Regions from separate parts of the Mus musculus genome. Here all the other regions are linked to region 1. A link is a loop called in an ENCODE intact Hi-C map of the cell type or tissue named here. Cell type or tissue: heart. All regions are shown on one strand.

Region 1 (4,000 bases):
CCCTCCCAACGTAATAGTTTGCAAATACCGCCCTTGTTCTTCCGGTGTGTGTGTGTATACAAGTAGGCCAGAAGTCAACAGAAGCCCCAGAAATCACGGTTTCTTCCTCCCCAGTGCTGAGATATAAGTGCGTTGCCATACCTGGCCTTTTTTTTTTTTTTTTTTTTTTTTTTTTTTAAACTGACTGAGCTAACTACCCAGGCCAATTTTTGTTATTCTATAAAAACCTAGGGCCCTTAGATGTAGCTTGAAAAATCAATGACGGACTTCAGGTATCTAGAGTTATTATCTAATTTATGACTGTCATCAAGTCTTTGTCCTCATGATGGGTGTGCGTCAGCTTGCCTGTAAAGCCGCCGGTCCCAAGGGTGGGTGAACCGGGAAAGAGTTTAGACCACCAGCAAGTATAGAGGCAGACTGGTTTAGACATTCTGATGGTGGCCTGGAGTTGCTCAAAAGAGGGAACCTCCATCCAGAAAATGCCTCCATAAGATCCAGCTGTAGGGCTTTTTCTTAATTAGTGACTGATGGGGGAGGCCCCAGCCCATTTTGGGCGGGGCAGGGCCATGCCTGGACTGATGGTCCTGGGTTCTTTAAGAAGGAGACTGAACAAGGCACGAGGAGCAAGCCAGTGAGCAGCATCCCACCATGGCCTCTGCATCAGCTCCTGCCTCATGGTTCCTGTCCTGTTTTGAGTTCCTGTCCTAATTTCCTTCAATACTGTACAGCGATGTGGAAGTGTGAGCAAAACAAACCCTTTCCTTTCCAACTTTTTTTGGTCGTGGTGTCTCATCGCAGCAGTAGAAACCCTAAGGAAGACTCTATTAGATTATAATCTAAAGTATAAAATAAATACACCAACCCATACAGATACAAAAGAAACAATAAGTGAGTAGAGGGTGAAGCTGCTCAGACATTAAGACTTGGGTTCAGCTCCCAGAGCTTTTGTAAAACTGGGGCTGGAGAGAGATTAAGAGGCTACTCTTCCAGAGGAACCCAGGTTCAATTCCCAACAGCCATGTGGCTGTAACCCTCATCCCCAGAGATCTGATACCCTCTTCTGGTTTCCCTGGCACTAGGCACATGTGTGGTACACAGACATACATGCAGGTAACACACTGACACACATAAGAAGAAGTGAATTTTAAAAAAAAGTGTGCAGTAGGGCCTGTCTGTAACACCAGGGCTGGAGAAACCCAGACAGCAGATTCCCCAAGTTCATTGGCAGTCAGTTTAATCTGGATGAGCTCCAGGCTCAGAAAGGAACTCTCTTTAAAAGAGAGAGAGAGAGAGAGAAATGAGATGAGATTAAGGTAGATGGTAGAAGCCAACTTCTATGCACACATATTGCACATGTACCTGCACACACTTGCACACCCATTAACCAGTATCATACACACACACACACACACACACACACACACACAAAGAAACAAACAACATTTCAAATATCATATCTGGTATCCCTGCAAGGAGGTGAAGCTTGGTTTAGCCCCCCCTCTTTCTTTCTGTGTGGGATAGACTCACTTCACAGTGAGTTCCAGGACAGCCAAGGTTGTATAGAGAGACCCCTGTCTCAAAATAAACAAGCAAGCAAATAAACAGACAAAAGAATTAAAAATGAAAATCAGTAACTTCATAGTGAAACAAACAAACAAACAAACAAATAAACAAACCAAACAAGCCACCCAGTGACAAAGGTTACATCTCTTATATAGGAGGCACACACTCTCTGATGGGACGTGAAATAGGTGGGACTTCACTACCACCGAGCCATCTCTCCAGTCCACAGCTGGTTCAGTTTTAACCAGTAGGCCTTGCTAATAGGATGGTAACTCTAAGGGCTCCTGGATAAGGGGGAGGTATGGGGGAAGCTCCTATCTCACTTTGCAATGTTTCTGTAAAACTATGCCAAAACAAAAATATTTCTTTTAAGCGTGAGGGTTTGTGGTTGGGCACGATGGCACGCAACTTTAATTCCAGCTCTCAAGAGGCAGGGGCCAGGAGATCTTTGTGAATTTGAGGCCAGATAGAGCTATGTGGTAAGACTTTGACTCAATAAGCAAGCAAGCTAGCAAACAAGCAAAACAAAAACAAAAGCCAAACCGGTTGTTTGGGGACTGAGAAATTGGCTTTCCTGTTCAGGAAAGTTTCTGTGAATTGAGAGAAATAGTCTCTGCTGGGTCTGACTAGGCCATAATGAAGTCAACAGATACACAGCCAGACTTGTTGCCATCAGTGGGAACAGAGAACACGGAAGTTACAAGCTCATACCTCTAGAGGGCGCTTTGGTCCTAACCATGCGGCTGAGCTGGGCTCCCTGTACCCCTGGCGGACTTTGAAGGAATTGTGGCTATTGGCCTAGAAGTTACCCACATAACCAAGTCTTCTCAGGCCCTTTCAGCTCAGATACTTGTGATTCTAGGTCTGGGGTAGGGTGAGCTCACTGTGGGAAGCCAAATTCTGACACTCCTTTCCTTCCAGAGCTGGTTCAAAGTTCCTAGTTCTCCCCTTTCTGGTTTCTTCTCTCAGGATGGCCGTAGGCCTTAGAAGATTCTGAGGCAAGTTCTCGGGGCCATTGGCTCTTGTAGGTTCTCTGTGTTCTTTCCAGGGGAGGTGCACGGCGATTAGGTGACTTTCTGACATCGTCCTAGCTGCAGTTCATTCTGTGACCCCCGTTCTCTTTCTGGGAGAAATGAGAGTGTAGTGTAGGCCAAGGAACCTCCTCACACAATAGCCATAGCTCAGCCCTGACGCACCCCAGCAGCCAGGCCAGGCCTCAGTGGTGGGCCAGGCTAGGCCTCGGTTTCTATAACTGGCAGATGGGAGCTATACAGTCAGTGCAGCACCAACTATCAGTACTCCCCTAGTGAAGCCTGAACTCCAAGCTTTAAAACACGGGTAGCAGCAGAGCCAGCCAATGTGAGCAGGCTCTGTGAAGAGAAAGGGAGGAAGGGGAGAGTTTGGCTTGAGGCTTCTAGGGCTGCTGCTACCTAGCTGTGTGGAAGACTGACATTTTCCCTGGGGGCCACTCCAGACCCTCTGTCTGCCGGTTCCTCCCGAGCCTTGACGTGACTTCAGTGGCCCTGTGACCGGCATTAAGGGAGCACATATCCTCCTTGATGCTATCAGGAGGCTTTAAACTGCTACAGGTCTTGCTCTCTGTCACTGGTGTGTTGGGAACCTTCCCCCTGCTCCTTCCCTTGATTACTGGGAACTCCTTAAGCAGCCACACACCTCACAGTTGGCTTGAGCTACAAGCATACTGAGTTTGAGGAGGGCAAGGCTTAGAGTCCAGTCAACAGTTGTGTGTGTGTGTGGTATATGTGTGTGTGTGTACGTGTGTGTGGTGTGTATGTATGTGTGTGTGTGGTGTGGTGTATGTGTGGTGTGTGTGTGTGTCTGGGATTTGTGTGTGCATGCACACGTATGTGCGAGCGTGTGTGCATGTGAGTGTGGGTACTTGGAGGTAGTTAGAAATCTATCCTGAGGGCCGTTCCTCAGGAGCCAGCCCTGTGGTTTTTGCATGCTACATGTCTGGCTTGTAAAGTGGGTCCTAAGGGACTCACAGGGTTCTTGTGCTTCCATGGCACCAGTTGCTGACTGAGACATGTCACCAGCCCGCAACCAGGAGATCCTACTTCTAACTGCATGCCTCAGAGCCTTCTAGCCAGGCTGTCCCCTGAGCTCTGACTACTACCTTTCCTGATTCTCACAACTCTAGCTTGGACTCTGTACTGTGGCCCAATTCTTCCAGACCTTAATCAACCTTCCTTCCGGGAAGGAGGAAGGCTCCCTCTCCTGTCACCATGCAGGGACTGGCTATGTCACCGAGACCCAAAAGAAGAGATTGCCAAGGAGGGACATCACTCTGGGGCCGGGCTTCTGAGTCCTGTGACCAGCTGTCAGCCCCTGAGGGAAAGACCCAGGGCAGAGGATGGCTGAGAGGTCTGAGAAGAAGTTAAGTGGCCTCAGCTCTCAGCAGGCACCAGGAATGTTT
Region 2 (4,000 bases), 250 kb after region 1:
TTTTTTTTTTGAAGGATCAAACTAGAATGAACAAAATTTATAAGAAAAGAAATCTAGGCAAAAATAATGTTTATGTGTTTGAATATAGTTATGCCCTTAGATTTCCAACTCAAAGCAATATAGAGGATCAGAGAGAATTAAATAACACTACAAAGAAACAGCCAATCAATCTAAATGTACATTATGCTTCAAGAAACACAGAGACGCCAACGAGAACAGCAATTTAAAAAAAGATGCTGAGGCTGGCAAGATGGCTCGGTGGGTGGGTGAAAATGCTGGTCGCCAAATCTTGACAACTCGAGTTAATCCCTGGAAGTCACCACTAGGAGACACCTGACTCATCAAAGTTACCTTCTGATATCCGCATGCTTGCCACAGTGCATGTGTGTCCCACCCTCCATTTGCTCACACACAAATAGTTGAAAGGAGGAGGCTTTACTTAATTCAAAGGGACTTAAGAGACTTCAGGAAGGGAGGCCTGGTGGTGTACACCTAGAATCACAGGCAGAGGTAGAAAGGCAGAGAGGCAGAAAGGCAGAGGCAGAGGCAGAGGCAGAGAGGCAGAGGCAGAGATGCAGAGGCAGAGAGGCAGAGAGGCAGAGAGGCAGAGGCAGAGAGAGGCAGAGAGGCAGAGGCAGAGAGAGGCAGAGGCAGAGAGGCAGAGGCAGAGAGAGGCAGAGGCAGAGAGAGGCAGAGAGGCAGGGGCAGAGGCATCAGAAGTTTAAGGCTCCTCAGCTATATGCAAATTCAAGGGCAGCCTAGGCTATGAAACTTGTTTCCCCCAAAATAAAAATAAACACAGACAGAGAACCAACTTAAGAGATTTAAAAAATGTAACAAGCAAATATTATGACCTGAACTTCTCTGGATGCAGATTTGAACACACCTACTGTTAAACAGACTCTCAGGATAATTAAGATATTTGAATAAGATTAGATAGTAAATGTTGTTATTGCTATTAATTTTATTGTCTGTCATATTTATATTATGGTTATATAAGAAACTTTTTAGATGTATAATGAAGTACTAAGGAAGAAATCAATGTCTAAGATGTCTTTAAGATACACTTTTTTCTCAGTGAGAGGAGAGGCCCTTGGTCTTGCAAAGATTATATGCCCCAGTACAGGGGAAGCAGGAAGGTTGGTGAGCAAGGCGGGGGTGGGGGTGTGGGTGTGGGGGGGTGTGGGGGTGTGGGGGGGTGTAATAGGGAACTTTCGGTATAGCATTTGAAATATAAATGAAGAAAATACCTAATTAAAAAAAATACACTTTTTTCTTCCCTAAGTAAGACAAGAATATATAAAACCAGTAGGGCAAAATGCTGATGTTATTAAAGCTGGGCAGCAGGTATATGTACTAATTTTATCTGTGCTTAGAAAATGCATACAAATTAAAACAAAGTATCCGCTCTATTCAAACACCTTCCCGGGAAGAGGTAGGAGCACCTGCTGTGCAAGCCTGAGGACCGGGTTCAAATGCCTAGCACTCAAGTGAGGCCTGGCCTGGCCATAGTGAGAGCATCATTTCAGTGAAAATCCATCTCAAGGCAGTAAGGAGACAGACCAAATTCAATACCCTGCTCTGGCCACTGCATACAAGTGTATGGATGCATGACCTGTGCACATGTGCATGGAACACACAGACATAGACACAGAGACACACTCAAATATATAAATCCCAGAGAAAGTGTTACTGAAAGAAACTATCAAAGAAATATGAAGACAATTCAAGGTTATAACAAAAATTCTAAGTTTTCCTGATGCGGAACACATTTCAAAGCAGAGCAGGCTCAGAAAGACGGTGGAGGCAGGTGCCCTCACCTGGGTGAAATACATCCTGGAGGAATTGGAGCCCAGCAGCTTGCTCTCAATGTGCTGCTGCACACGCTGCAGAATGCTCTCCTCGTGCAGAAAGTGAACTTCGTGCTTGGTGGGGTGTACATTGACGTCCACGTTCTGAGGGCTGATTTCCAAACTAGCATGAAGAGAGAAAGGCCACAAGAGATGGAAAAAAATCTACATGTGGTGACATGTGGCGACTAGACAACATGGAAAAGGCCGAATCACCATGGCCTCACACCTCAAGATTAAGTCAGAGAGATTGCATGCTATCTCTGGTACTCAGGAGCTGTGTTGCTTTTGGGGACTTGTATCACTGTCCTTGGCCTTAGTGTCATTTATATACTGGACACAGCAGGTCTCCTAACTCCAGAGTTACAGTGGGAATTAAGTTTATGCAAGGCATCTTGTGTGTGCATGTGTGCGTTTGTGTGTGTGTTAGTTACTGCATGTCAGCTGGCAGCAGAAGTGCTGGATTATGTGACCTCAGGCAAGTAGCCAACGTCGCTGAATGTTTTCTTAGCACTAAAGACAGGGTAACTATCAAACTGTCCCTTCCCTCACTTTTCAGACAATGCAGGACTCTCTAGTCAACTCAGAGCTCTTACCCTGCTTTGCATTATGAAGCTCTGTCAGTAGAGGGCACTACAGGGACAACAGGAGGGGTCTTCTTGCACACAGAGCTCAGCAGCAGTTTCTTCTTACAGGCAGTACACCCCACAGCAACTCCCTAGTGCTGAGGACTGCCTCATGCACTCTCCCAGGTGCAGCAAGCCACAGGCACATTCTCTCATCAGGACCTTATCTCAGCAACAGGGTGGTGGAGACCAGAATGGCAAGAGGCTCTATTAATATCTCAGCCCTGGGGAGGGGCTGCTCTCTGCATCTGTTGTTCCTGTCACTGATCTCTCACTATTTAAACCTCTGGTACTTGACTTCAGTATTAATTTCTTCATTAAACTTTCCTTGTTCTCTATCTCCTATTTAGATCCTGCCTGGTACAGAACAAGCTGATGACATTACAGATTTATTACCCAGCAAGGAGACACATGATGGAGCCAACTGTACATTAAATATAAAAACTACTCTCGCCCATGGCCATAATATGTCTGCTCTCATCTAAAAACCATTTTTAACATAATTTTTAACTTTTTCTCTCATTTCAGTGAGAACAGAACAAAGAAAACTTTCTTTTTTTTGAGACAGGGTCTTGTTACACTGGCCTAGAAACTTAAAATTGTCCAAAACACCGGGCTCATAGGAGTGTTCCAGAGGCTCAGCTGAGAATTAACTTTCCAACATAGCTTCTGCCAGAAGGCTAAGGTTTCAAACTTGAAAGATTTCAGTATGTACTGGACCCTTGTGCAGCTGTGTTGCAGAGAACGGTCATTCTTCATGCTGATTTTTAGAGAGGCTTTTTCAGACAAGCAAAAGATATAAAGACTGTGTGGGGTTTGGTCTAGATCAGGCAAGCCCTCAAATATGTGTGATGATGAAGCATGGCTGCTATAGTACTTAAGGAAGCCACTGGCATCTGCCAAGCTAAGGCAAGAACCTACAAGAAGGCAGGCAGGCAAAGGCAGTTACCACAGGCCCGCCAACCAGAACTCATGTAATGAGGAAAGAAAACCCGATTCTAGAAATGTGTCTTCTGACTTCCACACGTGTTCCTTGTGTCCTGTGTCCTCTCTTGCTCCTTCTCTCTTTCTCTTACTCCCCTATCTCTAAATCAAATAAACAAAGAAAAAGAATCTTTTAAAATGTTGAAGAGTCCTCACTGGGCAGGATGCTGTTTCTTGACCCAAGTAGAAGGAAGCACAGAGTCTCTGAATGAGTGAGAATGGTGCCATTTTCCTGTGGAGGGACAGGGCATCCTTTCAGAGCAGTGACAAGGCCCCACCCTGGCTGACAACCTCTTTCACAGAGCCCCGACAGATCTGATGCTACATTACCTGAGGTACAGGAATGGGTGTGTGTTTTTGGGCAAGTATGCTGCATATACAGTTTCAATGGCTTTTCTCAAGGCAGCTGATTCTACCAGACGGTCTGAAAAATCAAAAGGAGAGTTAACCAGATCACACTTGTCCTCAGATGAGGTCACAGCTGCATCCTCACACATGGCCATAAAGTCACCCCTGGAGTGGCAACCTTATCAGATGCCC
Region 3 (4,000 bases), 59 kb after region 1:
TCTGTGTCCACCTCTTGAGTTGAGCTGATATTGAGATGGGCATCACCAGGTGTTAGCACTCAGGAAACAGAGGCAGGCACATCTCTGAGTTCAAGGCTAGCCTCGACTACAAAGAGAGTTCTTGGACAGCCAGGGCTACACAGAGAAACCCTGCCTCCCAAAACAAAACAAAATGGGCATGATCATACTAGGTAGATGCCATGCTATAGATCAAAGCTGGGCTTGGGGGGCTAATGTTCTACCAACAAAACTATAATCCCAACCTTCAAGATGTGCTTTAAAAATATATATATTTATTGCATGTATTTTGATGAACAACAACAACAACAAAAAAAAAAGAATTGAGGTTGGGGGAAGTCAGGTTATACTTGCATTTGTGAGATGCCTCCTGCCTCCGCCTCCTAGAGTGCTGGGATGACAGACATGCCACCACTGCTAGCTGACAGTTACTGAAAGGCTGGCACGCTTGGATAACTCACAGACTCTGGGGCCAGTGATCTCTGAGTTTACACATCAGTTTTGCCACTTTATAGTTATGTAACTTTGGACAACTACCGAGCTTCAGTTTATGGAATGCACACCGCCCACGCCCACACTGCGGACAAACGCTAAAGAGGAAGAGTGGAATTCACCTTTATAAATAACTTAACCGTGTGCCAGAGACAAATTCAACGCTTAGTAGTAAATGTTCATTAACCAGCCCCCTTTCCTCTTATATTCTATTTTTATACAAACATATAAAAATGGCATAAAACAATGTGAAGAGACAAGGTTGAGTGTTTATATTATATTATATCCTGCCTTTGATGCAAATTGCTGTACAGTTCAATGGGCCTGCCATGACCTTCCCTTGGAGGCGCTTGCTGATAGCCTCCACTACTTTGATAGGGGATATCATTGCACCGTGGGAACAGGCTGCGAAGGTATCTCATAAAGGCCTTCCGGTCAAGAAGCAAATAGAGCAGCGGGTTGACGCAGCAGTGGGTGGTCGCTACCAGCTGTGTGACCTGAACACTTGCGTCCAGGTGGTAGCTGCTCTTCTCATCCTGCAGGGACAAGTGTTCCTGGAAAGCAGACAGGAAAAGCACAGTGTTGTAAGGCGCCCACATCAAAAGGAACACGCCCGTTATGACAAGAGCCGGCTTGTGGAGGTCGTACTGTCTCTCCCTGAAGCTCTGCCTTCTCCTCAGTTGCCTGCAGCAGATTATAAAAACCAGCAGAGGAAAAGCAAGTACCAAGATGATCATTTTTGACGTCAGAACGTACTTCCAGAGCGGCGCTTCGATTGGCAAGAAGTGAGGTTTGCCAAAGGCACACTTGTGTTTCTGTCTTTCCATCCGAGGCTCATAAAACACAGACTCGGGCAAAGAGAGCGCAGTAGCCATGGCCCATGCCAGGATGCACGCAACAATACCACAAGACACTGTCGTGAAGATGGAGGCCAGTCGCCCTTGGGAAAACACCCTGTATCCTTGCACAAGGAGGAGGATGTTGGAAAACACCTCGCTGTATAAGCCCGAGGAGTGGAGTCCGACAAGAACTTTACAGGTCCCATTGCCAGGGCTTTCCCCGTGTGCTGCAGTATGGGCCCAGAACGGCAGGGGAAGCAGGAAACACAGGTTTGAAAGTGCCAGGTTTAGGAAGTAGATGTTCCCCAGATTCTTGAGTCCTTTGTATTTCACCAAGATAAACACCGCCAGCACGTTGTCCAAGAGACCCACCGCAAACACCGCGCAGCAGAACTGCAGCACCTGCTGGGGGGAGAGGAACTCGGGGGCCGGAACTTGGTCCGGCCCACTGTTGTCCAGGTAGTCGTCTAAGATTAGGACATCATATTCATCGTCCGGGGCCACTGTGTAGTTATCCATCGGAGGCTGTCCTGTGGGGAAACCAGAGGTCATGATTCCCCTCCATCCGACAGCCAAAGACTGAAAGTAACTATGCCCCCACCCCCCACCCCAGCGTGGGCGGCCGTACTCAAATCTCCTCATTAAGCACCCAGGGACCACGCTGCTAATGTGACAGAAACTGCCTGGTACAGAAAGAGTCAGGGACGTTAAAGCCACTTAAGTTCTTTGGTTGAAACGAGACTCTACGTGGGAGATAGGATCTAAGAAAACAAAGAGTTAAAAACAACCAGAGACTGGCTTAAGCTTCAGAAGTTGGTGCCCGCCTACTTCCCAGATGTTTAAAACAGTTTCTTACCTTGCTCACCGGACAAAACAGCGTCGTTTGAGGCAGGTTGCTTGATATTTTTTCTCTCAAGGGATATAAACAGATGTTTGCAAAAGTGAAACTGCGCTGGTCAAGCACGAGGACAAGCTGGCGAGATAAAGATAACCGTTTGACTGAGTTCCCAAGGGTGGGGAAGGGTGCAGCCCCATGATCTACCATCCAGGGGGCTGTGGGAACAGTGGGGTCAGAGAAACACCACTTCCTTCTGAACAGACTGGTCATGACCCGGAGAAGCCAGAGAAGGCACTGTTTATTCCTCTGAGGCTCTCCCGTCCAGACACAGCTTTCACGGGCCAGCTGGAATCAAGTTCTGAAAGCCTCTCTCAGGAGCTTCTGTCAGCCGCAGAGAAATTGAGAAGTTGTTTTCATCTCTCCCTCTCCCGGTATCCCAAGTTTGACTTCTCTGTACCTCTTAGCCAGCTGTCCTCCAGGCTGCCTCGGATAAGGACACTAACCCACGCCTGCTTCCAGTGATAATCAGAGTGTGATGTCAGAAGCCGAGACGCACCACCCCACCCCCTGGCTTCTGACATAAGTTCCCTGAGTAGATAACAGTTTCCAGAGTACAAACGTGTCCATACTCACCAGAGAACATGGAAGCAAGTGGTATCAGTCGGGAAGGAGGTTGGGGACAGAGCTGGACAGAAAAGGAGCGCTGCTAAATGCAAGTCTGGTGTGAGCATTCCTACGTCAGAAAGCAAAGAGTGTTGCAAGCAGCTGGAAGGAAGCAGTTGATGCTGGGACACTTGATGTAGCTGACCCCGCTCAGGGGAAGCCCCGGGGGAAAGTCCTGTGTGAGGACGTGTGGGACACGGTCAGGTGGACTGTGAGGAGGGGAGACTTGGTTTCCAATGGAGAATGGGGATGAAGAAAGGAATTGGACAGTTGCCTGGTCTTGGAGTGGAAGGGAGTGGGCGGGAGGAGAAGGATGCTGGTTAAAGATGGGTATTTCAAGAAGAAGAAGAAGAACTTCAAAGAGTTGGGGGGGAGGGGCGGGAAGCATGTGTAAACTGCCCTCAGGCCCACGACTCTGTGTAGCTATGGCTGACCTAATCTGGGGACTAGGTGATGTCTGTGATTTAGGCACATCCTTTGCATTATCAGCATGTGAAACGGAAAGTGTAACTATAAAAACAGAAATAGGTAATGAAGAGACCAATAAGAAAACAGAAAGAAAAGAGCCCAGATAAACATGAGTGAACATTAAGCCCCGAGCATCCTGGAAGCTAGGACAGAAAATGAAACTCACCCTGGAGCAGGGAGAACCCAGAACGGAGGCACTTCCTAATAAGGTCTCTCCTCCCCCAGTAGGGGGTATCTATGCATGAGTGGGAATCTCCAGGTCCCAGGATGCCCTGTCTACCCGTGGACATGGCTACAGTCCAGGGTCCCCTGAGCTGTCAGCCTCCTGAGATCTCTCCCTTCTGCAGCTAGATGTCCCGGAGCCACACCATGACACCTGGCCTGTGAGTAAGGGAAGTGGTTCATAGTTCAGTCCTAGACAGGAGGCAGACTCACAAGCATTCACAGTGCTCATTAGATGCGTAAGGGGTGGAGGTGGTAGTCGGTCCCCTATATGCTTTCTGTGCTTTGTGTTACACCCTGATGGTAAACTAAAATCTCTCCAGGAAAAGGACAGGTCTGTAAATTCAAGATCGCTCCGACTTCTCTCGTCGTGTGGCCCTAACTTCCAGTATTGCTTGATTTTGGTCTGATTCCCAGCATTTGCCTGTCCACATTCAGGCCATAGGATTATTTTTTTTCC
Region 4 (4,000 bases), 76 kb before region 1:
CTCAAAAAGATCCAAAGTTTGATTTTTATTTATTTATTTTTTTTAGTATAGAATACAGTTTATTTAGGGTGGGGAGGGGAGTAGCAGGGGCAGAGAAAGGCAGAGAAAAGGAGAGAATAGAGAAGTAGAGGCTGGCTGTGACTACGTGGGGTGGGAGTGGAGGAATGGAGAGAGAGGGAGGGAGCAAGGGGGCAAGAGGCAAGGGGAAGAAGCAGGAGTAAGAGCTGAAAAAAAATTATTTTAAAAGACAGAGTCTATGGCCCAGGCTAAGCTGGAACTCCCTACATAGCTGAGAGTAACCTTGAACTTCTGATTCTCTCCTTCCTACCTCTTGGGTATTAGGATTACAGATATGCACTGCAATCCTGACTTGGGTTTGTTTTGTTTTGTTTTGTTTTGTTTTGTTTTGTTTTGTGATAAACATCTTACTATATTGCCTTGGCTAGTCTCGAACTTCTGGACCCACTCAGCATTCCTAGGGTTAGGACGAGAGATAGCCTCAGACCTCAGACTTTCTGACTGTTCTCTGGTGGGGGATCATCAAAGCTGGGGGAATATAACTGACATCTCAGGATAGAGTCCATTTTCTTTGTTTGTACACAGTGCTGTCTGGTTTCCTGGGTCTGTGACTGACTCTCATTATGCCTGGTCTGCTCACCGCCATGTAATGCTTTGGTGGCAGGGCAACCACTGTTTCTAGGTTAAGCAATGTCACCCAACAGCCTACACCCAGAGGAGCATCAGGGAAGCCCTTTCGTCCCTCTGTCCTTGAAAGGCTGTCACATACCCAGAGGTATTCCATATGTGTATGAAGAAATAGAAAAACCCCAGGCAGTGGGATGGCTCAGAGTATAAAGCACTTGCCACCAGTCCTGAGTTGGATTCCTTAGCCCAGCATGGCAGAAAGGGAGAACTGACTCCCTCCTGCCTGTTGTCTTCTGCTTTCAGGGTCATGCTGGGGTGTGTGCCACACCCCTGAAAATCATTTTTACTAGTGCACTCTATTTTCATCTCCCTCAACTCCTTAATCTGTTTTCGTTGTCAGTGTCACTAGGCCCACAACTAGAGCAGTTGCTGTCGGTAACTTTGAAGCTTCAAGAAAACCAGGGGTGGGTGGGAGAGATGGCTCCACCTCTCAGAGCAGTGGCTGCTCTTGCAGAGGACCTGAGCTCAGTTCCCAGCACCAACAGGGTGGCTCACAACCATTGGGAACTCCAGTTCCAGAGGGTCTGATGCTCTCTTCTGACCTCAGAGGCACCGGGCACACATGTGGCGAACAAACATGCCAGCAAAACATTCATAATAAGTAAAATAAATACATTTTTTAAGAAAAGAAAAAGAATCAATTACAACTTTAGAAACACACTTTCAGCACAATATGAAAACGAGAGCAAAGACAAGTGAAAATATCTAATACTCCCATCTGCCTCATCCCAACAGCTGTGCTGGGATGACACAGGGTCCCCATCCTGCACTGACTTGGGCTCTAGCGGAGTGGGCAGGGGATTCTTATCACAGACATAGACACCTCTTGTGTCAGCTGTTGGGATGGGAGTTTAGACAAAGTGGGTCCTCATCTGGTCCGAGGGCTTGTAGGTGCTTCTGGGAGTGGGGCATGTGTATTGGCTGACAGGCAGAAATAACCTGGAAGGGAAGTGGTCTCCTCAGAGTCTCTGCTGAGCCACAGCCGCATCTACAGAAGCGGGATGGAGTTTGCTGGTTGGTCTTGGCTGCTTTGTAGTGTTGTGAGAATGTGCTGTGTCCTTGTTTATAATTTTGGTGGGGTAGCCGAATGTAATTGTTAAGATTTATCAACCTGTATACTAAAGTGGATGGATTTTATTACACTCAAGTTAAGGCTCTATAAAGGTGGAGAAATGTTTCTTATGTCTTTGGTGTAGAGACTCACTCCTGCCCCACTGCCTTCACCCACAGGGATGGGAGGGGTGCTCCGGGGTTAGCATCTCAGTGCATTCTGTCACACAGGCATGTGTTTCCTGTGTTTGTGTTTTAGTTTCCTCGATTTTACAAAGAGACCAACCGTTTCTCTTTGCAGAAGGGTGAGGTGGAGTCTTGAATTAATCGGAAGGCTCTTTGGGAGCACCAGGGACTGTTCTAGAGAAATAAATGATCCCCCTGTGTCTGTTCGCCGAGGACACCACGGGCCAGACTGTGCCCGCCATCAATTCTGCTCACTCTCCGGCTGGCTCCCAGTCACCATGGCGCCACTCCCCCGGATTAATCAATGCTTAAACCATAGCATGAATTCAGTTACACAAAACTTGAACCGATCACATCTGTGAGGCATCCATTCTGAATGAGGAGCCGACACATGCTCTGGGAGTCAAATGAAAGAAGAGAACGTTTGTCCCCTGTGAGTCCGATGCCATGCCAACAGCTCAGTCCCTCAAGTCTCATATTACCTAGAGCATTAAGACCAAATGTAGGAATCTGAGAGGGTTTTTTTGTTTTTTTGTTTTTTAAGAGTTTTGGCTTGTACTGGTCATTCTTATGACTCTTGGCTGGAGTGCCTCATTGTTAACACAGTGGACCATGTGTACCAAGAGCGAGCTTCCTGCATGGCCAGTTTCTCCTAAGAGCAACTTTTTAACAAGATTACTTTTCAATTTTCTAAAAATGTTTAGCCACTCTCCAGATTCTCATTGTTATTACTATTATTATTTTGTAAAGATTTATTTTATTTTGTGTGTGTGAGTGTTTACCTGCATATTTGTATGTACACCACATAAAGCTCAAGGAGGCCAGAAGAGAGGGTAGATATCCTGGAATTGGAGTTTCAGGCAGTTGTAAGTCACCCAGTGCAGGTGCTGGGGATTGAACCCAGGTCCTGCAGAAAGTGCTCTTAACCTCCTCATCTTCCTTCTTGCACTGTGTATCAGTGTGTGCATGTGTGGTGTATTTGTGTGTATTGTGTCTGTATATGTGTGTGTGGTGTGTACAGGTATGTATGTGTGTCTCTGTATGTATTGTGTCTGTCTGTGTGTGTGTGGTGTATACAGGTATGTGTGTGGTGTCTGTGTATGTATGTATGTGTGTGTGGTATCTGTGTGTTTGTGTATGTCTATGTATGTGTGTGATGTGTGTGTGCCTGTGTCTGTGTGTATGCTATGTGTGATATCTGTGCATATATGTGTGGGTGTGTGTCTGTCTGTGTGTGTGTCTGTGTCTATGTATGTGGGTGTGTGTGGTGTGTGTGTGTGGTGTTCTTGTGTGTGTATATAAGTGTATGCTGTGTGTATATGTGTGTGCTGTGTGTGGTGTCTGTGTGTATATGTTTGGTGTAAGTATGTGTCTGTGTCTACGTATGGTGTGTCTGTGTGGTGTGTGTGTGCATGTATGTGTGGTATGTGTGTGTATATGTATGGTGTCTGTGTGTGTGTATATGTGTGGTGTGTGTCTGTGTGTGTGTATATGTGTGGTGTGTGTCTGTGTGTAAGTGTGTGGTGTGTTTTTGTCTGTGTCTATGTGTGGTGTGTCTGTGTGTGTGGTGTGTGTCTGTGTGTGTGTGGTGTGTGTGTCTGTGTATATGTGATGCATCCATACTTACAAAGGCCAGAAAGTGTAGAGTCCAACTTGTTGGTTTGGAGCAGGTTCCCTCCCTGTACCAGGAGCTCATGTTTTGACTACGCTGTCAGTCAGCAAGCTCCAGTTTCCGTTACAGTGCATGGAATCACACTGGTCTTTATATATCAGTGTTGGAAGTGGAAATCCAATTCTCATACTTGAGCAACAAGATGTCTGCACCATCTTTTCATCCCTCGGATTTTTCTTTATAGTCGTGGCTTGTACTGAGTAGACAGGTTCCTGTCTCTGACAAAAACGGAGGACAGAAACCCCACTCTTCTCCAAAGAAGCATGCTGATAAAAAGTGGACACAAACCATGAACTGCCGTGTGACAGTCTGAACTGCACATAGCCGGATGAGGCTTTCGGGTAAAGACTAGAATTGCAAGATTACTAACACTGTTAAACTCTTTGT
Region 5 (4,000 bases), 270 kb after region 1:
ATACATGCAGGTAAAACATCCCCACAAATAAAATGAAAATTTAAAATGAAAGAAGATGCTAATAGGGACTACAAAATGTCTGAGTGGGCGAAAGCACCTGGCACCAACCAAGGACCTGAGTTCAATCCCTGGGACCCACATGATGGAAGGAGAGAATCAAAGTTGTCCTCTGACCTTCACAAGTGTGTTGTACACACAATCCCTATCACACAAATAAGTAAACAAAATAAACTAAATTAAAAAGAGGAAAATATCTTTAAAAGAATGAAACTCTTGTATTTTCAGAGCAGCCTATGCTCATAGAATATCTACCACAGGAAACAAATTTGACCTGGGGCTACATGAAAAATGGAAGCTTTCAACTCCTCTCAGGAAAATGCCTTTTTTAAAAACAAGAAGCCAGTAAGTTACTTAAGTAATAAACTTTTCTTAGCACCTCTGTATCAAAAACCTCGACTTAAATATTTAAGTAGGATCTGTGCATAATCTCTGCTTGCATGCGTTGCTATGCTACTTTTAAGCTTAGTTTTTTATTGTAGGTGATTCAGGCATAGTACAATTAAGTGAACAAGTTCTCCAGGTCATCCTAACACAGTAAAAGCAAAACCTATCCTAGGGCAGCCTATTGACACCAAATCAAATGTCCGAGGGCTCCCTGCTCCTTCCTCTGGTTATCTCTTCAGTTTCCTTTCCTCCCTGTGGCAGTGGTTCTCAACCTTCTTAAAACTGGGACCCATTGTTACATTGTGGTGACTCTTAACTATAAAATTATTTTGTTGCTACTTCATAACTGCAATTTTGCTATTGCTCTGAATTGTAATGTAAATATCAGAATTTCACGATGGTCTTAGGTGACTCCTGCATAAAGGTCTTTGGACCCCAAAGAGGGCCTGAGGTCATTTATCTCAGTGTCATCGTTCTGAATGCTTTGTCTTTTCAGTGCACTTCTGAACATTTGTCTTCTTTGGCTTTCACAACCATCAACTGATATTAACACAAAGTCCTTATGTACACAGTGTCCTTTTTGAACTTATTTGGTGGTGTGTCTACTTTGGGGTATACTATTCACTGTGCCTATTAAAGGTTAAACAGTACACGTTTAACTTCTCCCCTCCACAACCTGACGGGTCTAAGTCTCAGATGCAGGTCTAAGTCTCAGACTAGGGTCACTCACTAATTTGACAAGAGGAGAGTCAGAAAAAAAGCCCCATGTCCTGATACGTCTGAATAAAACTCAGAAGAAACTGTGCCTTGGATGTGTAGGGATTATTCCGGGAATGAATGATAAACCTAAAATGGCACACTCTGAAGACTGTTTCTCTTCCACCCTTACACATTCACACATCGTCAGCCGCGCATCTTCGTTGTATGTAACGTGGCGGCGAGCCGCATACTCCAGGAAGATACCATTAAACCAATACCACGCGTGCTTCCCCTACTTGCGACCCAAACAGGTCTCGCGCAAGTCGTGAGGACCTTCGGCCGTGTGCATAATGGGAAACCAGCCTGGCACGCGCAGGGTCCCTGTGCCCGATGCCCCCACGGTCCCCGTGCTCGGTGCCCCGCACGGTGGCCGACTGCAGCAGGTGGGTCGGCCCGCCCCGGCTCTCAGTCGGGGAACTCGGCTCCGCTCCCTCCGTACCAGTTTTCTATCATCTCTTTGATAGCATTGGCCGGCCGCTGAATGACTTCCCCCGCCGCTATGCGGTTCACTACCGTCTCGTCCAGACGCCGAATAACTCCTGCTACAAACGCCATATTGGCGCCCGAGTTCCCAGTCAGCCAATCACTCGAGCTCCTCACGCTCAAGTTCTTCCTTCAGCTTCGGCCGACTGCAGTCCTGCGCCGTCTTCCCAGCGGCAAGTGCTGATTGGGCAGCATGAATGCCAGTCAAGCGCTTTTACACGTCAGTTCCTGGGATCTCTGTCCCGCTCTAAACAGCGGCCCGACACCAGGCTAGAAGGCAACGCGCTTGCGCGTCAAAGTTCACGGTCCGCTCTTCCTATTGGCTCATTTCTGAGAGCTGAGGGAATACGAAATCTCCAGCCAATAGGAACGGAGGTGCCCTGGCGGAGGCTGGTGCACCCCTGCTCGGGTGATCTGGCGCAGAACCCAGGGGGTGCTTGGCGTTCGTCGGGCTCCTCCCCGTTTGCTGCGGCCTCAGAGCTCGGCGTTCTCCTGTGGCCTCCGCAGAATGTGGATGACGCCCAAGAGGATTAGGATGGAAGTCGACGAGGCTCTGGTGTTCCGGCCCGAGTGGACCCAGCGATACCTGGTGGTGGAGCCTGCGGAGGGTGACGGGGCCCTGTGCCTGGTGTGTCGCCGCCTGGTCGCCTCTACTCGGGAACGCGACGTGAGGCGCCACTACGAGGCCGAGCACGAATTCTACGAGCGGTTTGTAGGGGACGAGGAACGCGCGGCCCTGGTCGAGCGTCTGCGGCAGGGTGACATGTCTTTGGCCGCCGTGCTCACTCCGGAGGAGAGAGCGACCCGGGCAGGCCTCGGCCTCTGCCGCTTCTTGGCCTTGAAGGGTCGCGGCTGGGGTGAGGGTGACTTCGTACACCAGTGCATGGAGGTGTTGCTGAGAGAGGTGCTGCCGGATCACGTCGGCGTCCTGGAAGGCATTGACTTGTCTCCAGAGATCACACGGCAGAGGATTCTGAGCATTGACAGCAACCTCCGCAGCCAGCTGTTTAACCGAGCCAGGGACTTTAAGGCCTATTCCCTTGCTTTGGATGACCAGGCTTTTGTGGCCTATGAGAACTACCTGCTGGTCTTCATCCGTGGCGTCGGCCGCGACCTGGAGGTGCAAGAAGATCTTCTGACGATTATCAACCTGACTCATCACTTCAGTGTTGGGGCTCTCATGTCGGCAATTCTGGAAGCCCTGCAGACAGCAGGGCTCAGCTTACAGCGAATGGTTGGACTGACCACGACCCACACTTTAAGGATGATCGGCGAGAACTCCGGACTGGTCTCCTACATGAGAGAGAAGGCCGTGAGTCCCAACTGTTGGAACGTAATCCACTATTCGGGATTTCTTCACTTGGAACTGTTGAGTTCTTATGATGTTGATATTAATCAGATCATAAATACCATATCTGAATGGGTAGTTATGATTAAGACCAGAGGTGTTAGGCGACCGGAGTTTCAGCCTCTACTAACTGAGTCTGAGTCAGAGCATGGTGAAAGAGTTAACGGACGGTGTTTGAACAACTGGCTGAGAAGAGGCAAAACGTTAAAACTAATATTTTCACTAAGAAAAGAAATCGAGGCGTTCTTGGTCTCAGTGGGGGCAACAACAGTTCATTTCTCAGACAAGCAGTGGCTTTGTGATTTTGGTTTCTTGGTAGATATTATGGACTATCTTCGAGAGATCAGTGAAGAACTGCAGATCAGTAAAGTCTTTGCTGCTGCTGCCTTTGAACGCATCTGCACCTTTGAGGGTAAGCTGAGTTCACTTCAGAGACATATGGAGGAAGTAAATCTAACAGACTTTCCTGCCTTCAGTATAATCGTTGATGAACTTAAACAGCAGTTTAAGGAAGATCAAAAAATATTTGATCCTGACAGGTATCAAATGGTGATCTCCCGCCTACAGAAAGATTTTGAGAGACATTTTAAGGACCTCAGGTTCATTAAAAAGGACTTAGAACTTTTCTCAAATCCATTTAGCTTTAAACCGGAATATGCGCCTATTTCTGTAAGAGTGGAGCTAACAAAACTTCAGGCCAACACTGACCTGTGGAATGAGTACAGAGTCAAAGACTTGGGACAGTTTTATGCAGGACTGTCTGGTGAAGCTTACCCAATTATCAAAGGGGTTGCCTATAAGGTGGCATCCTTATTTGATAGTAACCAGATCTGTGATAAGGCTTTTGCATATTTAACTCGAAACCAGCACACATTGAGCCAGCCACTGACGGATGAGCATCTCCAAGCACTGTTTCGAGTTGCCACAACTGAAATGGATCCTCGTTGGGATGATCTTGTGAGAGAA
Region 6 (4,000 bases), 290 kb after region 1:
TCATAATATACATGCCACTTCTTGACATTCTTAGGCATCTAGCTGTGTGCTAATGTGACAGACGAAACATTGTGATTCTTAGTTCTATGGTGTTTAGTTTATGAGTCTGCTAATTTTGGTTTCAAGCCGTACTTATTCTCAACTTCCTGTCTCTGCATTTTTAAACTTCATCTCCTCTGCTTGCTATCAGGGACTCTTCTGTAAAATAGAGATGTTCCTGCCACTGCCTCCAGAGAGCTGGGATTAAAGGTATTTGCTATCACTCTCAGCCTAAACTTTACAGATTTATTTATTTATTTATTTATTTATTTGTGTGTGTGTGTGCGGCACATTTGTGTTATAGCATGTGTGTGGATGTCAGAGAACGACTTCCTGGAGTCAAGTCTCTTCTTTCTACAGTATGACTTTTGGGGATTCAGCCCCATTCCTCAGCCGTGGCAACAAGCACCTTTACCTGCAGAGCCATCTTACTGGCCCTTAGTTTTTGTTTACATCCCACCCCCCCCCCCTCCCCGTTTCCTGAGAGGTCATTTTGTTATTGTTCCTTTGTCATTCAGGTACATGTTTTCCTCAGATTTGCTGGGTCTCTTCTGTCTAATAGTGAGGAACTAGCAAGTTTAACTGAGATGGCTTTGTCCACGAAAGGCTAATTGGCTGGTCTTAATTAGCAAAAATGTAGGGAAGGAACTGAAAGTCACAAAGGGAAGCTTTTACTCTAGGCTCCTGAAATCTTTCTAGCTGTTATATTGTTACTAGGACAGGACAACTTCCTTTACCATCTCTGTCAGGAGCCAGCATGTCCTCCTTTAAGCTAATTTGATTTGGCTTCTCTATTACCAAAAATCTAAAGGAATTGGTTAAGTAACCTCCCCATACCTCTTTCCGTATTATTATATAATGTTCAGCAATTCCATATGACAAATGCAATGTAGAAGGTCCTGGGATGAATGTGTGCTTGTGCGTGCCTGCGCGTGTGCGTGTGTGTATTATGTTATTAAATGAGGCTTTCCAGACCTAGCAACTTATAAGGAAGTAAGTGTGCTGGCTAGTTTTATATCAAGCTAGAGTTATCTGAAAGGACAGAACCTCAGTTGAGAAAATGCCTCTATAAGATCTTGCTGTATTTTCTTAATTAGTGACTAATGGGGGAGGGACTAAACAAGTCATGAGGAACACGCCAGCAAGCAGCACCCCTCCCCCCAACTCTGCATCAGCTCCTGCCTCCAACTTCCTGCTCGGATTGAGTTCCCGCCCTGACTTTCCTCCGTGAAAGTGTACCTGGAAGTCTATGCTGAAATAAACCCTTTCCTCCCCAAATTGCTTTGTTCATGGTGTTTCATCACAGCAATAGTAACCCTAACTAGGACAGTAAGGAAGAAACAGATAAGGATTAAGCAGAGGAGAGGATCCTGGTTGGTGGGGTGATAGCTGGCCATTTGCTTGATCACCACTCCTGTAAAAAGAACTCTGGAAAATACACAAATGACATCACGGGTCTACAGGCCTGTTGAGAGGTCGAGCCCTTTGCGCCCTCTGGTGGTAAAGCTTTCCGCCGGGGCGCTGCAGTATGCGCTCCCGCCACACGGGGGCAGCAGACTACGCTCTGGGTCCTCTGGGCCGCAGTCGCTCCCCAAGGCACCTGAAAACACAAAACTTTCTCAGGTGAGTCAGCTCTGAATGAGACATGGCACAGCGCCAGCAGCGTGTTCTTGTTCTCATCACCCCACACTCTAGTCGCTTCTCCACCAGAGCACGCGCACCCCTTTCCCTCTGCCCTGTTCGCCTGTCCTTTCCCTTACAATCCCACCTTCAGTGCGCCCAGCTAATCGGAGCCATCTCAGGCGTTCTGTCCTTGGACATTTGACATCATGATTCCTAATTTCCCCATGAGAATCAGTTTCTCAGTTTAATGTAAATTCCTTTCATGTAATATGCCCGCTGAATATTATTTCGCCCTACACTTGATTCAGCGTGTGTGTGTGTGTGTGTGTGTGTGTGTGTGTGTGTGTGTATTTGATATGTCATGCATACTACTCTAGAATTACTGCTAGTAGTTTTGTGACGTTCATAACCATTACTGATGCACTGTTTTTTATTCATTCTGCAGCATCGTGCCAGCTAAGTGCTACGGAGCTGGGAACATAAATACCTAAAGCTTTGGGGAGCTCTGCACCTCACCAAAGCAAACCGTGAAAAGCTGCCTATGCAACAGTGTGAGCGAAGCAAAGAAGCAGAGGCTGCCTGGGCCATAGCAGGTTACCATGGAGACAGGGACACTGGGAATTTGCAAGACCGAAGAGGGTAGGAATTGGAAGTTTGCAAAAATCACAGCTCAGGGGCCTAAGCGATGACACAGCGGTTTAGAGTACTAGAAGCACCTGCAGAGGACGTAGGTTCAATTCCCAGCATCCACATGGCAGCTCACCATCTGTAACTCCAGGGCTAGGAGATCCAAAGACCTCTTCTGACATCCATGGACATAGGGTACGAAAGCGGTGCATATCCATCCATCCAGGCAAAGTACTCATGGCACATAAAAATGTATACATCCCAAAAGGTAACAGTCTACAAAATCCCATACACTCCTCTAACTGCAGAGGGGAGTCAGTGAGATCAGAATGGATTGCTTCAGTTTAGCCAGTAGGTCTGGTGTAGGTGTTTGTTTAGTGTTATTACTGCTAATCACCTTGTTGACCTATCTGGCTGGTCTGTGGCTAGGTCTCACTTAGTGGACACTGCATGAAAATTTTGAATTAGTTAAATAGGAATGTCTTAGTCAGTGTTTCTATTCCTGCACAAACATCACGACCAAGAAGCAAGTTGGGGAGGAAAGGGTTTATTCAGCTTACACTTCCACACTGCTGTTCATCACCAGAGGAAGTCAGGATAGGAACTCAAGCAGGTCAGGAAGCAGGAGCTGATGCAGAGGCCATGGAGGGATGTTCCTTACTGGCTTACCTCCCCTGGCTTGCTCAGCCTGCTTTCTTATAGAACCCAGAACTACCAGCCCAGGGATAGCACCACCCATAAGGGGCTCCCCTCTTTGATCACTAATTGAGAAAATGCCTTACAGCTGGATCTCATGGAGGCATTTCCTGAAGGGAGACTCCTTCCTCTGTGATAACTCCAGCTTGTGTCAAGTTGACACACAAAACTAGCCAGTACAGGGAACTTCCAGGTAATACAATTAAGTTTTCTAGAACTGTATCCAAAAACATCAAAAGCGTTATTTATTTATTTATTTATTTATTTATTTATTTATTTATGTGACGCTTACAATAGCTCTGTCTGTTGTAGGCTTCACCTCTGGGAAGTACTCACCTCAGCTGTACTCACGATAGCTGTCTGACTACTGTGGGCAGTCGGATTTCTGACTTATGTGTTGTACACACTTGAGGGCTCCAGTTACAGGAGTTGGCTTGATCTGTGAGGAACCACAGGCTAAGGGGGTGCTTAGTCATTATGGTACCTGCTACAGAGAGGAGGGGCTATTTGGGCTGCCTTGCTGTGTAAAACACAACGGTCAGAACAAGTAGGGGAAGAAAGGATGTATTCAGTCCAGTCACCAATTCAATAAATACTCCACCGATTTGCCTAGAGCCAGATCTTACCGGGGAGCATTTTTACAATTGAGGTTCCCTCCTTTAAGATGACGTTAGCTTGTGTCAAGTTGATGGAAAACTATCCAGCATGGGACCTAAGTTCATATTCCCAGCACCCACAATAAAAGCTGGCCAAAGTGGTCCATGTCTGGAAGCCCAGCACCGAGGATGGGAAAGGAGGCGGTGACAGGCAAAGTTCGGAAGCTCACTGTCCAGCTAGATCACCAAACTGGCGATCTCAAGGGCTGGTGAGAGACCCTCTCTCAACAGAAAAGGTGATTAAAGAAGACACCTGAAGCCAGACGATGATGGTGGGTGTCTTTAATACTCGTACTCGGGAGGCAGAGGCAGGCAGATCTCCTTGAGTTCGAGGCCAGCCTGGTCTACAGAGTGAGTTC

The links. Hi-C counts contacts between places; a loop is a spot of excess contacts. Peaks named below come from ENCODE experiments on the same cell type or tissue, not always from the same donor. Only the 100,000 strongest peaks of a DNase experiment are listed, where the experiment ranks them.
Region 2: a loop joins it to region 1, with 2.7 times the contacts of the local background. A loop is called at or near these places in 6 of 42 quality-filtered maps.
Region 3: it touches region 1 in a loop (2.8-fold over the local background); 5 of 42 quality-filtered maps call a loop at or near these places.
Region 4: it touches region 1 in a loop (2.5-fold over the local background); 7 of 42 quality-filtered maps call a loop at or near these places.
Region 5: a loop joins it to region 1, with 2.4 times the contacts of the local background. A loop is called at or near these places in 5 of 42 quality-filtered maps.
Region 6: it touches region 1 in a loop (4-fold over the local background); 6 of 42 quality-filtered maps call a loop at or near these places.

What each region holds. Positions count from the first base shown.
Region 1 is chr9:110,995,140-110,999,139 of GRCm38, forward strand. The region is part of intron 2 of Gm10030 (predicted gene 10030); the gene reads left to right. Among named protein-coding and RNA genes, the nearest start is that of Rtp3, 7.4 kb to the left of the region's middle. In heart, a CTCF peak has its summit at 2,306 (motif pointing right); a DNase peak (open chromatin) is centred at 2,272; H3K4me3 peaks cover 148 bases; H3K27ac peaks cover 147 bases.
Region 2 is chr9:111,245,430-111,249,429 of GRCm38, forward strand. Mlh1 (mutL homolog 1) reads right to left here. Exons shown (of 19, transcript NM_026810.2): 10 at 3,791-3,884; 11 at 1,821-1,974. Among named protein-coding and RNA genes, the nearest start is that of Gm51692, 13 kb to the left of the region's middle. In heart, a CTCF peak has its summit at 2,475 (motif pointing right); no DNase peak of the experiment used is centred here; H3K27ac peaks cover 1,656 bases.
Region 3 is chr9:111,054,561-111,058,560 of GRCm38, forward strand. Ccrl2 (chemokine (C-C motif) receptor-like 2) reads right to left here and starts at 2,958. Exons shown (of 3, transcript NM_001302376.1): 1 at 2,821-2,958; 2 at 2,206-2,322; 3 at 274-1,879. The coding sequence starts at 1,868. The coding sequence ends at 786. In heart, CTCF peaks have their summits at 1,601, 2,474 and 3,552; DNase peaks (open chromatin) are centred at 2,821 and 3,611; H3K4me3 peaks cover 2,583 bases; H3K27ac peaks cover 2,930 bases.
Region 4 is chr9:110,918,859-110,922,858 of GRCm38, forward strand. No RefSeq gene overlaps it. Among named protein-coding and RNA genes, the nearest start is that of Fam240a, 4.0 kb to the left of the region's middle. In heart, no CTCF peak of the experiment used is centred here; a DNase peak (open chromatin) is centred at 2,033; H3K27me3 peaks cover 570 bases.
Region 5 is chr9:111,269,767-111,273,766 of GRCm38, forward strand. It overlaps Mlh1 (mutL homolog 1), which reads right to left and starts at 1,842. Exons shown (of 19, transcript NM_026810.2): 1 at 1,643-1,842. The coding sequence starts at 1,758. Epm2aip1 (EPM2A (laforin) interacting protein 1) reads left to right here and starts at 2,079. Exons shown (of 1, transcript NM_175266.4): 1 at 2,079-4,000. The coding sequence starts at 2,195. In heart, no CTCF peak of the experiment used is centred here; a DNase peak (open chromatin) is centred at 2,035; H3K4me3 peaks cover 3,521 bases; H3K27ac peaks cover 2,803 bases.
Region 6 is chr9:111,288,491-111,292,490 of GRCm38, forward strand. No RefSeq gene overlaps it. Among named protein-coding and RNA genes, the nearest start is that of Epm2aip1, 19 kb to the left of the region's middle. In heart, no CTCF peak of the experiment used is centred here; a DNase peak (open chromatin) is centred at 1,571; H3K4me3 peaks cover 289 bases; H3K27ac peaks cover 327 bases.